Linked DNA regions of Homo sapiens: regions 1, 2 and 3 are each linked to region 4. Evidence: chromatin loops called from intact Hi-C (ENCODE). Cell type or tissue: IMR-90. All regions are shown on one strand. Region 1 overlaps LOC105373430 (a long non-coding RNA gene). Region 2 overlaps MIR3681HG (MIR3681 host gene). Region 3 overlaps TRIB2 (tribbles pseudokinase 2). Region 4 has its middle 190 kb from the start of MIR3125.

Region 1 (2,500 bases), 1.1 Mb before region 4:
TGCTTTAAGTGTTATTGTCAACTCCAAACATATTCCCCGGGTAGTCAGAGAAGGGAACACTAAATGGTGATGGGGTAGGGAAAGGTTTCAAAGAGTGGGGTGATGTTGGATATAGGCCTTGACGGTTGAACGGGAGTTTGCCCGAGGGCGATGTTCATCCCAGTCAGAGAGAATGGAGGAATAATGGATAATGGAGGAATTAATTGCAAGGATTCAAAGATGTTACCTATCTCAGCGTTTAGAGATGTTGATGTTTACTGTGTAACAGTTGATGACTGGTGAAGTTTTTGCCTGTGTGTAGGAGTGTTGGTGTGTAGGTATGTTTCTGTGTTTGGGGGAAGGATGTGTGTGTGTGTGTGTGTGTGTGTGTGTGTGTCGGGGGGTGGGATTAGGACGGGATGGATGGACATGTTGGTAGAATTCAGCATGAAAAGGCTTGATGTACCTGAATATCACTAGACCTTTGAGAAGATAAGGGTCCTCCACTGAGACATGAAACAACTGGGTGGCTGGCGAAAAGCTGTCACAATAGCAAAGGGTTCTTCAGAACTTCAGTGGTAGCCTGTCACCTGTCACCTTGCACCGGTTTGAGACTCTTTGAAATCTGGTGCCTGCCTATGCAGCTCCATCGTCTTTCTTCCTTCTGTGGCCCCTCCAGGACAGCTAAATGCTAGGTTGAGGTCAACAAGGAGTAAAACCTACCCTAGGCTTTGAAGTAGTTTGTAATCTTGTCAGATGAAACAGGAGGCGGGGAGGATGTCATGCACTGGGCGTTTCCGGAGAGCCATCTGCAATCGCAGCCACCACTCTCGGTTTGCATTGACTTTTTCCTATTTTGTTGGGTTCAGACAGGCATAGTACAAAAACACAAGTTACTTCTCAAGCCATATTCAGCCATTCACTCAGCCAGCATTTATGTTCCAGGAACTATTCCAGCCTCTGTGAATGAGTTCAGAACAAGGAATGGTTATTCAATGGCAACAAATTCGTCCATTCTTACCCTTGGTGAAATTAATCACCTCCCTGAACCTCAGTTTCCCATCTGTAAGATGGGCATAGCAACTCTTTCCTAACCAGAAGGTACCTGTGGAAGCCTCTGGCTCAGCAGGTGAGAAGTGTGTTTGTGTTCCTCTCCCCGACGCCCTCCCTCAGTACTTGCTTCCCAAGACATTGCTTTCCTTTGTTGGGTCAGAGGTGGGGTGTCGTTCCCCTTGCCACCAGCAGATGGTGCCCAACAATCCCCTGCAGGGAACCGAGGCTGCCCGCCTCCCCCAGTCTCCCCACCATCCAGCTCCCTTCCGCCCCTTCTCTGGGACACGTCAGTCATTCCAGGTCCCAGGCAGAAAGTTACACAAAACACTTTGTGTCTGTCAGCAGATTCCTGGAAGGTCACGCTGAATGATGAATGCTCCTGGGTAGGATTGGAGGGCTCTTTTTTCTTTCTTTTTTTTTTTTTTTTCCTTTTCTTTCTTTCTTTTTTTTTGTCTCCCATGAATTGCATCACTGGGCAGCCTCTTGGCTGTATTCAGCCGACTCCTGCGGTTTTTAGACCTTTCCCAATTGTTCGGTGTCTGCTTCCTCTCCAGGACCCTTCTGGCCAAGGCAGGATATTCAGGGTTGGCTGTGGCCAGGGAGCTGGCCATTGTCTAGCACATTCCATACACACACCCTGCCCAGCCCATCCTCCACTCCCAGAGCCTGGACAGACTGTGGTCCTTGGGACAGAGACCTGGTGCATTGCTGTGACCCCAGGTGACAATCTCGCTGCCCTGATTTCCAAATAAGGGGAGCCTGGCCTGGCAGAGAAATGAGCCTAATTTCCAAAGTTGAATTTCCGCCAGGATCAGAGCCTTTATATATCCTGGTCTTCGGTGTCCCCCTTCTTCCTGACCACATATAGACTGCTTATGATATTTTTTAACTTTGCCAGCTCTTTACCCAAATTGAGTAGCCATTTTGCTTTTGTAGATATCCTGAGTTGGCTCCAATTTAACATCCTGACCCATCATCCTGGTGTTAGGTATTAGGACCATGGTCCTGATATTTTGCTTGAGGAAAATGAGCCATACCACTCAGAGGTGTGGCATATGTGGCATGTGAAAGCACCTTTCTCCTCCATCAGTGGCCTTACTGATGCAGGGCAGTGGGAGTGAGTGTATGTACACAGAGCAATACAAATGAACCCTGCTCTCAAAGTCTGCGCAAAGGGGAGTGAGAAGACAGAGCAGGTGTAGTCCCTGGAGTGAGCCCTGCTGCAGAATAGATGGAAGGGGTGGGTCCAGGAACCCCGAAATGGAAGCAGCAGTGGCTCTGCTCCCCATCACCCCGAGCAATCACGTGGGGATTTGTGTCTGTCTCTGCAATTTTAGGCTCTGAGGATCTAAAGCTCTTGGTGCCCGGAGGGGAAATAATTATTAATACCATCAGGGAATACAGTAAAGAGCCCACTAAACGTAAAGCTGCAGTTGCTGCCCGGTCATTTTGGGTTCATGTGCCAATA
Region 2 (2,500 bases), 480 kb before region 4:
GGAAAACCAATTCACTCAGTCCTGCTACTCCTGTTTCTTGCTCTGAAGAGAGGCCTAGGAGTGGCTACTTTAAGCCGGAAGTGCACAGGCTTTGCAGTCGGGCAAAGGAGGATGCGCAGTGGCATTTAAGGACCGATAACTAGGAGTTGGAAGGGTATCAGGCCATCCCAGGGGATGTTACAATGGAGAGAGGTAAACATAAAAGCCACATGCGTGGCTTTTTACCCAAGCATGGCACTAATTAAGAACATGGAACACAAAAACAATCTCTGGAATTTTACAGGTTTCAGGAGTGTAAGTCCCCAATTGATGAGATTAAGTTTCTACCATGTAGCAAAACAGAGGTTTGAAATGAATATTGCCCATGTACAGAAAATACAATTACATTCTTGCAAAATTGATTTTTTGCAGGCTGAGATTAATATCTGCTCCAAAACTTAATATTGTAGAGTAAATGGTGACACATCATTAGTACTTAGATTACATATATTAACATATTAATATAGATGAGTATCATAAAATAACATACTTATATATAATGGTAAATAAGAAAAATATAAAGCTGAGTGACGATGTAGAATAAACCACTGGTTCTGTGGGCAAACAAAACTGTATTTGAATCCCAGATTCATGACTTGACCCGGGAACTTCAGGCAGGTACTAATATTTTCTTAGGTAGTGGTTGCATTTTAATCTGTAAAATGGAGACAATCTTTTGACCTTGGAGGAATTTTGTCAGAAATAAATTTGATTAAAAATCTAAATCATTGAGTCCAGTTTCTGACCAAATAGTGCTCAGCAGATGGTGTTTCCTGGATTCTGTCCCAGTGTGTAAAATATGTATGAATGAGGAGGACGCCTGGAAGGAAATAAATAAAACCGAAAACACATTTGTTGGGGTGATGAAATGATGCATGATTAATTTTTCACTTTTCAAAAATTTCTGCAATGTTGCATCATTCTTTTAACAATAATATATATACTATATATATACATACATATATATATACTATATATACACATACATATATACTATATATATACATATATACTATATATACACATACATATATGTACGTGTGTGTGTATATATATATTATATAATATATAATATATATAATATATTATATAATATATAATATATTATATATTATATAATATATATAATATAATATATATATATTATATATATAATATATAATATATATAATATATATAATATATATAATATATATATAATATATATATAATATATAATATATATAATATATATTATATATAATATATATATCTGAGAAAGCTTTTCACCAAGCTCTACAGTCCACAAAGTAAACAGAGGAATGTGTCAGATAAATTTGGCTTCTCTCTCTGACCCTGCTGCCTTACACAGAGAGGGGCGGAGCAACGGGGGAGCCCAAGCACTTCCTTTTTGGTTAATCAGCCTGACCCACTGATTGCGACACTCCAGAGCCTCATGCTTTTCTCAGCCTTTAAGTATCTTTCTGAATTGCTGTCCAAGGGCAAATTTTTCCTGTCAAACAGACCTGCAAGGTTGCTAGGCACATACAAGGAAAAAGAGATTCTGGTTACTCAATACTTGTTTTGCAAAGTCTGTTTAAAAAAAATTGCATCATATCTCATTTGATGATTGTGCAATGCAGGGTGGATACCTAAACTGAAAGTTAAGTAAGACTGAGCTGTCGGCACCTTTGCAATTGAGACATCCATTTATACGCCAGTGGAAAATATTCAGTTGTTATTAGTTTTAAGTAAAAAAAAGGGGGATAAAGCCAATGAAAATAGACCCCAATGCTCCCTGCACAGATAAAATACACACAGAAAATTTCCTATCCTGTTTCTTCTCAGGTATTTGGTACATTATGCTCCTGTGATGAATATAAATAGGATTAGTCTTTGGATCCTGCCAATTCACCTGGGGTTGTCTTTTAGTACAAAGAGTACCGATTAGGGAATTGCCCAATCTGGATGCAAATCCTGATGACTGGCAAATGACTTAATCTCGCTGAGTGGGATTTTCTTCCTCTTTATGATGAGGATGGTAATAGGAAGTCAGAAATTAGTGGAGAATAACTGTAAAGGACTGAGGCTATAGCCTGGCATGCATAGGGGATCAATACATATTAGTTCCCTTCCAACTCTTAATTTTCCTCATCTTAAACTGCTCGCCGTAATGGGTCCTGTTTCATGCTCACTTATCAAACATCATTCCGCCCCAGGACCTACATTAATACTTGGGGTGGGGTCAACAGATACAGGGAAGAGTCAGCCATGGGCACTGCCCTTCACATGCTCACAGTTTATTGGTAGAAGAGGCACATCTGTGAGTGGATTCTGGAAATAGCAGATGGCAGGGCATCATAAGGGAGAAGTTTATGGAGCCTGGGGAGGCAGGTATGGAGGGAGATTGAAGAAGGAGAAATACTTCTACACTCAGAGGTGCCAGAAATCACTGTGCAAGAGCTGGGCTTCCATCTAATGG
Region 3 (2,500 bases), 210 kb before region 4:
GGGGGATTTCTTCCTGTGTCTAGCCCCCTCCCCTTCCAACAAGGATTAGGGAATCCCCCGGTAATTTTAAGACTGATGACTTCGTTCTTTTCGCAGCCATTGTTCTTAGCAGCGGGCAGGTGTTAAACCTTTGTTCCGAAGGTGCCCTTTAAAACAGACACACAAAGGTGCCCCCTTCGGCTGAGCCCAGGGGCCCAGCGCAGGGAAGGAGTTTACAAAGACCTTTCTTCTGCCTGGAGCCTTGAAAGGAGGGTTGGGGTGGAAATCAAAGCCTGAGCACTTTCTGGTGAATAGTGAATGCTTTGGGTCTTTCTCTCTGGTCTTGGTCTCTCTCCCCATCTCTAGACTTCCCTGTCTGCTCATCCCCTCTCTTCCGTGCCCCCCTGAACAACACCTTTGCCTGTAAGGTTAAGAGGCTCCCGTTTGGAGCCCTAGGGATCCGCAGTGGTAATACCACTGCGATGGACACTTCGGTTTCCTTTTTTGTCTTTAACCCTGAACAGTGACTGGTTTATGTATATGTGTGTCTGTGTATCTTTGTGTGCACCCACCGGGCCCCAGACAAGTGGATGAGGGGCGAAATAGTTGCGAAAAAGAAAATAACTATAATAGAGCATACTACTACCCAGAATTGGACCTAGATCAAGGATTCTTTGTCACTTAATTTTAGATTTGCTGACTGTTTTTTTTTTTTTTTGAGGGGGTAAGGGGAGAGTGGGGGACCCATTCTGCCTTTGAAATGGTCACTGGGCACGGTTGTGCTGCAAATAACACATCGCGCTTTTGCCATTCACCACAGACTACTTTGCGGACTTGCCTTATTTCCTAGTGGACTGGAGTATTTCATTGCAAAATTTGGGTTTAGTGGAGATCTCCAGTCAGTTTTGCGATTGTTCAGTTCAGCCCTTAGGGGGAAATCGGAGACTCTTTAAATGTTGCCCTTTGCTTGTACTGAGCATTTGGTATTTTGCATCTTCTCTAAGTTATTGAGACCCAGAGCAACTGTGCCCAGTTAACCAAAATTCAGTAGCTGGATTGAATTCTCAGAAGTCTGCAAGGTTGCACAATAGGATAGTCATCCTTTGAAATGAATGAATTCCACAGAACTGCCACTCTTGTATGAAATATGCACAATCACCCAGCAGTGAATATTTTCATTCCTTTTGCTCAACTTCAGTACAGCATTTTAATATTTTTCAAAGGCTGGAGATGCTTTTAAGTATAGGGACTCTGCAGCCAAATTCTGCAGGGGCATCTGGCTGTTACTTCTTTGTTTAAAATCAGAGGTGACTCTGGCCTCTGCTCATTCTTTCTCCAGATTTTGCAAGACATATTTCACTTTGGGCTGACCTTACAGTGTCATTTGCAGACTTGTGCTCTGGCCTCAAATTGGACTTAATCTGCTGGTTTAGTTATTGCAAAGATTGAATCAGCCCCTCACCAATTACAGTGTGGCTGCAAGTGGATTTAAGTGCAGTATCATTGTTCTGCTTGACAGAGGTCATCCCTTTAAGACACAGCAGCTTCTGTTTTCCTGACTTTTTACCATAGATGATGTGGGTGACTTCTTATGCAAGCATAGTTGTGTATCTCCGAAGAAGCTCCAAGAGAGTTTTATAAGGCTGCTTCTCTGAACTGCCCTGAGAGATATATATGCTGTGGTCTCTTAGCTTACTTTAAGGCTCAGTGAAATCTACACATTGAATCTAGTTCCTTTTGATGTCTTAGAATAGAAGGCTCATGTTTCCTAGCTGTGTGTTGACCAATGAAAAAATTCTTTGCAAAAACAGATCAAATGTAAAGATGCTATTTATTATAGGGGACTGCGTAGAGAATTCCATAGGACACTATTTGGAGGAATAGAGATTCCAGAGTCATTTAAACAAAATAATCAAGGCTGCTTATTGTCTCCATGTACCTACTTTTGCTAGATGAATGAAGGCACTTTAAGGAGTCTTTAACTGTATGTTTTCATGGAGATACTGGTAGCTACTGTGCAGATTGACATAATTACTATCTTGGCAGAATGGGTACTTTTTTTTTGCAAATGTTATTAATGATGGCCTAATCTTACTGCCTTATCTGAACTGTCACATTACATAACCAAGGCTCCAAATTAAACATGTAAAGAAGCTGGCACCAGGCTTGTGGCTTGATTTTGCACGTGAAGATGATGGTTTAAATACCAGTCCAAGCCCCTAAATGCCCCTGATAGCTACTAATAAAAGTTTGGCTCCTTCTCGTGTGGGAAAACATAAGTACTTATTTTATTTTTCATACTCTGTCCACCATCTTGGAATTTGGTCTCTTCTACAAAAGGTATGGCTACATTTGAAGCTGCCACAAATATGTTAGTTTTTTAAAAATTCTGTCTCCAGTTTTTCAGCAGTGGAGCAGGATAATAGGCTAAAAGTGCTGAGCAAAAGTCACCTTTTATGTTTTTGTAAATGCACCTGGAAACAGGAAGTAGATTATAAATAATCATAACTCTGTGAGCACT
Region 4 (2,500 bases):
CTCATCACAGTTCTGTGTGTCAGAATGATGTTTATCCCTAAGGCTATTTATGGGCATGACTGGATTTTATCTTAGCTTCCTTGAAGTGGCCCAGTCAAGTGAAATGAGTCTGCATTTTAAACAAAATAATGTGCTTCTTTCTAAAACAAGATTTTTTAATCTATAAAATATAGCTCATAAAACCCTTTTCACACATAATCTATGCTAAGTAATATCTTTTTCTTTATTGTCTATTTCATTCCTCCCTCCTGGTGGGCACACCATGAGAGAGTTCCTTGAACGGGTGTGTCAACTGTTTCCCAGTGGCAATAGGGCCGTTCTGCCTGTTACTGCAAAAAATGAGGTAGAGTTCCCATATCTTGGAGGATATATCTCTTCATGGGAAGAGAAAAATCCTAGCTCTGCATTCCAGCTCATGGGCTGTGTGCACCAGCTATTTTGGGGAAGGGGAAAGCCAGTCTCACAACACTTTCCCCAGAGAAAAGATGCCAATCTCAACATTAACCATTAGGAAACATCATTAAAGCAGATGAGAAATGGGCTGCGGACATTTTTATGAGCCCAAAATACTCTACTTGGAGGTTTTATGGAGACCACAGGAAGCCAGAGAGACAATGACATCCATACCCTTTTTTTAGAGTCTGCTGAGCTGAGGAACAATCTCTGTGCTCCATAGAGTGTGTTTTTGCAAGTGTAAATTACCATTGGGGGCCATGTCAAAGTAAGCCTTTTTCAGAGACTTGTGCACCTGTTGGAGATAGAATGCTCTAGGCCAAGTAGTTGTGGGCTTACTGTCCATATCCATCCAGAGTTGCAAAGAAAATACTTCCTTTTGATTCCAGGACAGTCTTGGAATTAGTCTTTAGAGAAGGCTATTCTGCTTAAATCTGCATGGTTGCAACATTGCACCAGTAATCTCTATATATTGGTTTTCTTATTTTTTCATATGACAAAATGAAGCTCAGAAAAGTTGAGAAACTTGCACACACACACAACTAGTAAGTAAAGGAATCAGAATTTGACTCTGCATGTTCTTCCTTATGGCACCACCTCCTTATCCAAGCCCAAAATGTAGATTTAAGGCAGGGACAGGAAAGAGGGTGTGCATACAGAAGTGGCCCCAAATGAGGTCTCTTGGGTCTTTATTTAGGGCAAGCTCAGCAGAGATATTTTTTTCTCTGTACATCAGGAATTGTGTTTTTAAGGCATTAAACCACACAGTGAAAATAGGAGAGAGGTGAGCAAAGTCCTGGCAGGTTGCTCTCTGCCTTCAGTAATGCAGTTGTGTGTTTTCCCGGGAGCCCTAGAAGAGGGATGGGGAAGATGGTCCAGAATAGTCCTGAATTGTAGAGCTTTCCTATTTATACTGACATCTCGTGGTAGTGCTGTGTGACTGCAATCTGCATTGTCTTGGGAGCCAAGCATTCAACTTTACCAATATTCATTTTACTCATTCGTGAATTAATTGAACCAGAAGTTGTTACTAAGCACTTGGTATTTGCCAGGCACTGTGCTAGACACTAGAGAATACTATGACATGCTCACAGAAAGATCCTGGGAAAGACCAAATTGGAAACTCTTAAAGGAGCTCAATGCTTATCAAAGCGTTAAGAACAACAACTAGTGAATGTAGGTGGCAGAGTTGGCCAGGTACTTAGTAATGGTGGTACTATGTCCTCTGCATTTATCATCCCATTGAATCTTCATAATGATCCTCACTGGTGAGTATTCTCATTCAGATTTCAGATGGAAGGAAACTAAAACTATAAGAGGTTATTTAAAACACCCTAGTTTAAAAACCTCCTAAGCAGTGAAGTTAGGATTTGAACTCTGATTTTTGAGATCTCACAGCCAGAACTATACTTCTCTGTGAACAAACAGCAAGAAGAGATTAATTCCAATGGTCAAGTGTCATTTGAAAAGGGCTTAAGTTTATTTGCACGAGATTTAGCCCATGACAATCATGGGTATCAGACTTCCCAGATGTCTACTAGTTAAATGAAACTAGGTCTGTTCAATTTAATTTAATTTAGCAACCAAAACCCTACTGCTAACATCTTTGTGCATATGTTTCAGTTGGTCTTCTTCTATAAACTCGTAAATACATGAATATATAAACAAAAAAGGGAATCATACTGTATATGCTGTTTGTAACTTTCTTATTTTGTCTAATTTATTAGCTTCCTATTGCTAAACACCAACTTATCACAAATTTAGCTGAAAACAACTCCCATTTATCTCATAGTTCTGCAGGTCAGATTTCCAGGCAGGCTCGATTGGATTCTCTGCTTAGGATCTCACAAGGACAAAGTCAAGATAATGTGCCCAGCTGGGCTCTTATCTGGAGGCCCTGGGGAAGAATCTGCTTCCAAGCTCATTCTGGTCTTGGGCAGACTTGAGTTTTTTGTCACTGCAAAACTGAGGACCTTTTTTATTCTTGCTGGGTGCTGGCCACGGACCAATTTTGCTCCTAGAGGCTCCTCTCAGGTCCTTGACAATG

What was found. Hi-C counts contacts between places; a loop is a spot of excess contacts. Peaks named below come from ENCODE experiments on the same cell type or tissue, not always from the same donor. Only the 100,000 strongest peaks of a DNase experiment are listed, where the experiment ranks them.
Region 1: it touches region 4 in a loop (8-fold over the local background); 39 of 110 quality-filtered maps call a loop at or near these places.
Region 2: it touches region 4 in a loop (4-fold over the local background); 2 of 110 quality-filtered maps call a loop at or near these places.
Region 3: a loop joins it to region 4, with 9 times the contacts of the local background. A loop is called at or near these places in 89 of 110 quality-filtered maps.

What each region holds. Positions count from the first base shown.
Region 1 is chr2:11,862,586-11,865,085 of GRCh38, forward strand. The region is part of intron 4 of LOC105373430 (a long non-coding RNA gene); the gene reads left to right. Among named protein-coding and RNA genes, the nearest start is that of MIR4262, 27 kb to the left of the region's middle. RefSeq lists an enhancer at 898-947 and a silencer at 1,218-1,267. In IMR-90, a CTCF peak has its summit at 1,221 (motif pointing right); a DNase peak (open chromatin) is centred at 1,286; H3K4me3 peaks cover 200 bases; H3K27ac peaks cover 458 bases.
Region 2 is chr2:12,454,984-12,457,483 of GRCh38, forward strand. All of the region lies in intron 4 of MIR3681HG (MIR3681 host gene), which reads left to right. All of the region lies in intron 1 of LOC105373431 (a long non-coding RNA gene), which reads right to left. Among named protein-coding and RNA genes, the nearest start is that of MIR3681, 260 kb to the left of the region's middle. In IMR-90, no CTCF peak of the experiment used is centred here; a DNase peak (open chromatin) is centred at 1,498; H3K27ac peaks cover 1,003 bases.
Region 3 is chr2:12,718,895-12,721,394 of GRCh38, forward strand. The region is part of intron 1 of TRIB2 (tribbles pseudokinase 2); the gene reads left to right. Among named protein-coding and RNA genes, the nearest start is that of TRIB2, 3.2 kb to the left of the region's middle. RefSeq lists an enhancer at 1-508. In IMR-90, no CTCF peak of the experiment used is centred here; a DNase peak (open chromatin) is centred at 1,067; H3K4me3 peaks cover 2,170 bases; H3K27ac peaks cover 1,193 bases.
Region 4 is chr2:12,930,038-12,932,537 of GRCh38, forward strand. No RefSeq gene overlaps it. Among named protein-coding and RNA genes, the nearest start is that of MIR3125, 190 kb to the left of the region's middle. In IMR-90, a CTCF peak has its summit at 1,380 (motif pointing left); a DNase peak (open chromatin) is centred at 1,364.